2 separate regions of the Mus musculus genome follow, and region 2 is linked to region 1. The links are chromatin loops, found by intact Hi-C in ENCODE. Cell type or tissue: left cerebral cortex. All regions are shown on one strand.

Region 1 (2,500 bases):
GTGTGTGTGTATGCATATCCCTGTGTGCAGTGTATATGTGTGTGTGTATGCATATCCCTGTGTGTGTGTGTATGCATATCCCTGTGTGCAGTGTGTATGTGTGTGTGTATGCATATCCCTGTGTGCAGTGTGTGTGTGTATGCATATCCCTGTGTGCAGTGTGTATGTGTGTGTGTATGCATATCCCTGTGTGCAGTGTGTGTGTGTGTATGCATATCCCTGTGTGCAGTGTGTGTGTATGCATATCCCTGTGTGCAGTGTGTATGTGTGTGTGTATGCATATCCCTGTGTTCAGTGTGTGTGTGTGTGTGTATGCATATCCCTGTGTGCAGTGTGTATGTGTGTGTGTGTATGCATATCCCTGTGTGCAGTGTGTGTGTATGCATATCCCTGTGTGCAGTGTGTGTGTATGCATATCCCTGTGTGCAGTGTGTATGTGTGTGTGTATGCATATCCCTGTGTGCAGTGTGTGTGTATGCATATCCCTGTGTTCAGTGTGTGTGTGTATGCATATCCCTGTGTGCAGTGTGTATGTGTGTGTGTATGCATATCCCTGTGTGCAGTGTGTGTGTGTGTATGCATATCCCTGTGTGCAGTGTGTGCAGTGTGTGTGTATGCATATCCCTGTGTGCAGTGTGTATGTGTGTGTGTATGCATATCCCTGTGTGCAGTGTGTATGTGTGTGTATGCATATCCCTGTGTGCAGTGTGTGTGTGTGTATGTGTGTAGGTCAGAGGTTGGCTTATGGAGTCTTCTCAGTTGCTCTCTACTTTACTTGTTGAGGCAGGGTCTCTCAATGGAACCCAGAGCTCACCGATAGGCTAGCCTAGCCAGCTAGCTTGCCCTGAGGAATCCCATCTCCCTTCTAAGCATGAATCGGCAGACCACCATGGTCACTCAACATTTTTGTGGGCCCTAGAGTTCCAGACCCCTGTCTTCAAACTTGGTACAGCAAGCAGTTTATCCACTAGACCATCTCCGCAGTCCCTGAATCTTTGTAAACACAACAGCCATCTTGCCTCGTGGCTGAGCCGGGAGTTGGGAGAGTGACTATCTTGCAGACCTGGATCCTCTGTCACTTCCCAGGCAGATTGTCCTCACACCCTGCCGGCTAGAGCTACCTTCTTCTTCTCATCTTGACAATGGTGGTGGGATATTTTTTTCTCTGAAGCAGGAAAACAAGTGCTCTTGCTGTGTGCCATGTGCCTAGCGCTCTATACAGAAGGTCAGATGGGAATCCAGGGAGATGTGGGGCCCCAGACAACTGGTTCAGGCATCAGCTAGTGGAGGATCAACTTGTAGTTTGAATATGAAATCTTTTCCAGAGCCTGGTGTTTGAACACTGGGTCCCCAGCTGGTGGTGTGTGGGAAGGTGCTAGAACCTTTAGGGGGTGGAGCCTTTCTGGAAGCAGTGCTTTACTGGAGGAGGGCTCCATATCCTGTTCTCAAGTTCACAAGTATGGATACAATGTGATCAGCCAGCTTTCTGCTCAGGACACCTGTCGGCTGCCATGCCCACTCCCCACACCCCTGTACCCCCACATCCCAAAGTCCCTGGTCCCAACATGACCCCTCTGGAACTGTAAAGCAGATCAAACTCCTTCCCTTCAAGCTGCCTTTTGTCAGGGTCTTTTGTCACAGCAACAGGAAAGAAACACACCTCACTCTGCCTCCTGAGCCTCGCTGTGCTGTGCTGTGCTGGAGGATGACGGACACACCCTGACTCAGATTCCTCACCTCGTCCATGGGAGAGAGACGCCTTCTTTGAGGTCTGTGGTGGCAAGGATCTCCTCTGCCTCCCAGAACCTCGAGTCTCTGAGTCTGTGCTTACATGTCTCACTGTCCTAGTGATGTCCCAGCTACAATGTGGCCTCTAGTGCTGGCCTGAGGTTTAATCAGGGCGTGTGTGTGTGTGTGTGTGTGTGTGTGTGTGTCTGTGCCCCTGGTAATTAAGAATTAGTAGAGACACGGCTCAAAAACCAAATGGCAATGTTGCTGATTGTCTTTCTCGGCACTAACCACAGCATGTACGCATTAGGTGATTTCTCTTTGAAGCTTTCTCAGGTGGTGAGAGAGAGAGAGGCTCTCTTCTTCCTATTCTAGAAATGAGGAGACCAAGGTTTGGAAGTTCCCAAGGGCCTGCCTGCTAGCTAGGCCCACATCACTTTATAACCTCCATATTTGGTTAACTACAGTGATTTGTTTTCTAGATGTAAATGAACTTGTGTCTCTGAATTCTTGACTGCCTCGCTGTAGACCCAAGGTAATGGCCAACCAGAAAAAAACCTTTACTGATCACTGAACATTCTTTAATTGTCTACTCATTAGACACCCCTAGGAATGGCCAACTGTGGGCCCTGAAGGGAACTTTGTCCCCTCCACCCCATCTCTCACATCTTTTTCCCTGTATGGTCTACACCCTGATAGTTGACATGGCTTTTAAGGATTTTCTGTATTAGTTCAATTTTCTGTTGCTAAAGATAAATCATTGACCAAAATC
Region 2 (2,500 bases), 82 kb before region 1:
ACCTTGCTCTTCCAGTGCCATCTTTTCATAGATGAGTCTACTTAGAGTAGTCTAGCCTTCAGCCCCGCCCCATCGGGAGAATTCAGACATTACCTCAGACTGCATGCCCTCTCCACTCTATCCACCTTAAAAATTATTCTATTTAGTTTCATTTTTAAATTATTATGTTCATTATAGTAATATAGTTCTTAATTATGACACTATGCAAAACCCAGGTAACCAAAGAGGAATGCTCTGAGCAGGTGCCTCTTTCCTGCCCCTGTGTCCCCTTCTTTTCTTCATGTTCTCTCAGGTTCAGCAATTCATGTCTTCCTCTCTTTCCCACCTCTACCACTGCTCCTGCTTGCCTCTTTCCTGGAGTCACCTTCCCTCTTTCCAGGGCCAGCCCACCCCTTACACCCTGAGCTGCATCCTAACCATACCTCCTTTCTGTCAGGCTACCCAGAATCTTTGCAGGGAAGAGCTTGTCACCAAGGGTCTTTGTGGCGTACCAATCTGACAGTTTCCTTCCTGCCCTGCAGGAGACCTCCCTCGCTGTTTGCGCCTCAGTAGGTATGCACCCAGCTGGGGTGCCCAGATAGGCAAGAGACAGGTTCTTCTGTACAGCCCTGTCTAGCCGAGCCACTGTTGGACCACAGAGACATAATCCACATGACACATGTGCCTCCCTGTGGGTATCTGGGACAGGTGCACGGAACAAGCGAAAGCAGACATGAATCGAGGCATGCTCTTTGCCCTTGGTTTTAAGAGCTGGAGCAACATCGGCATTCCCCAGTTCATGTCCTCTACAGGGAAATATACGGCGGCACTTCAAACCCTAGGCTTACCTTCCCCAGAAACTGGCCACTGAGAGCCCAGAGGCCACTAAGACTCTGCTGAACTAGTTTGGTGATTCTAAGCCTACGACCAGCCCAGAGTGATTACTCTGCTACCTACCACGTGCCTTAGACATTTCGCTTTAATCTAGAACCTCGGAATCGTACTATGTCACGTGAGGGTGGGTGGAGGAGGATGGTCTGCTGGGCTGTCAAACAAGAGCTTCCATTCGCCTAGACAGTCTTGAAATGTTCAGGAAAAGTCTGTCGTGTGTGTCGTGTGCAACTAGCACGGGTTGCTATAGGAGCCAAAGTGATGGCTCCTAGCTGGGTTCAGGGCTGGGTGGGCACGATCCTCCCATCACCAACCCCACCCGCAGCCCCGAGCCAACGCGGTCCAATTTTCCTCCAGCAGGCGGCGGGCTGGTAGCTGTGTGCAAGGCGTACTCTGCACGAGAGGCGGCAGTACGGACTCGACCTGGCCGCGGGGATAACCGTGCGCAGGAGCTGTCGTGTCACTGCGCGGCGGATCAAGCGGGTCCTCGGGGTTCTCAGGGCTCGCGGCCCCGCTGGGCTGCAGTTCCAACCCATTTACTCCGAACCAACGCTGCTAGAACCGAGGATCCTCCGGGGCTGTGGATCCCGGCTGAAGCAGGATCTGGGGTCCGGAGCTACTGCAGCTCCGCCAGCGGCCACTGGGGGCTGCAGTGCTGGAGAGCCCGGCGGGGACAGAGCGCTTCGCTCTGCCTCGGAGTCCTGGGGCGCCTTGGGTTTCTAAGGCTGTCTGCACCGCTGGCCGCAGCTGCCTGCATAACCCGCACAGCATCCTCACAGATCCGTGCGTGCGACCGCTGCGTGTGTGTGTGTGTGTGTGTGTGTGTGTGTGTGTGTGTGAGAGAGAGAGAGAGAGAGAGAGAGAGAGCGCTTTGCGCGCACGCGTGGGGGGGGCCAGTGGTGTGCATGCGGGGAGTGCGGGGGAGTGTATGTGTGTGTGTGCCTGTGGGTGTGAGTGCCTTGCTCACACACACACACACACACACACACACACACGACAGACTGGTCTGAACTTGAAGACATCCCACATTCCAAGAGGCTGCAGGTTCCTGGGGATGCCAGGGGGGTTCTTCAACAAGGAAAATCCTACCCTCATCTTCCTAGAAGGGATTATCTTTTTTTATCCTTTTTCCCCCTTATTTTTTTAAAATCTGGAAGAGAAGAGCACAAGTTGTACTCCCCCTCCCGCCCCTTCTTCTTGCTAAATGCCATGGATATAACTGAATAAGCTGCTCAGGGCTCTCCCCGCGTGGATGGTCCGAGGCCACCATCTGCCTGCCTTCGCTGGATCGCTGCAGCTGGAGCGCTTAGCGTGAGCCTGTCTCCGGCCAGGAAGGATGCGTGGCCGAGCCAAGGAGCCCGGGCGCCCTGCGGAGCCGGCCTTGGAGCCTCCCCGCCACGGGTAGATGCCGCCTTGCCCAGGTGAGTGGCTGTCGCTGCTGCTGCGTCTTGGCGACGCTGGGTGTCCGCGGGAGATGGGCGCAGGGATGTGCGCACCTGGGGGAACAGGGGAACTTTGCCTCTTTTCCTGCCTCACTTGCGGACTTCCTCCATCCTATAGACTCCTGTGGATGCCTTCTCTATTCCATCCTTCCTTCTATATTGTGTTTTGATAGAGTGGGGGAAGGGGA

Evidence for each region. Peaks named below come from ENCODE experiments on the same cell type or tissue, not always from the same donor. Only the 100,000 strongest peaks of a DNase experiment are listed, where the experiment ranks them.
Region 2: a loop joins it to region 1, with 2.9 times the contacts of the local background. A loop is called at or near these places in 2 of 42 quality-filtered maps.

The regions. Positions count from the first base shown.
Region 1 is chr17:49,012,704-49,015,203 of GRCm38, forward strand. All of the region lies in intron 1 of Lrfn2 (leucine rich repeat and fibronectin type III domain containing 2), which reads left to right. Among named protein-coding and RNA genes, the nearest start is that of Lrfn2, 81 kb to the left of the region's middle. In left cerebral cortex, a CTCF peak has its summit at 1,268; DNase peaks (open chromatin) are centred at 1,100 and 1,376; H3K27ac peaks cover 754 bases.
Region 2 is chr17:48,930,528-48,933,027 of GRCm38, forward strand. It overlaps Lrfn2 (leucine rich repeat and fibronectin type III domain containing 2), which reads left to right and starts at 2,055. Exons shown (of 3, transcript NM_027452.3): 1 at 2,055-2,291. In left cerebral cortex, CTCF peaks have their summits at 628, 1,301 and 1,501; DNase peaks (open chromatin) are centred at 689, 1,266, 1,485, 1,774 and 1 more place; H3K4me3 peaks cover 1,730 bases; H3K27ac peaks cover 1,567 bases.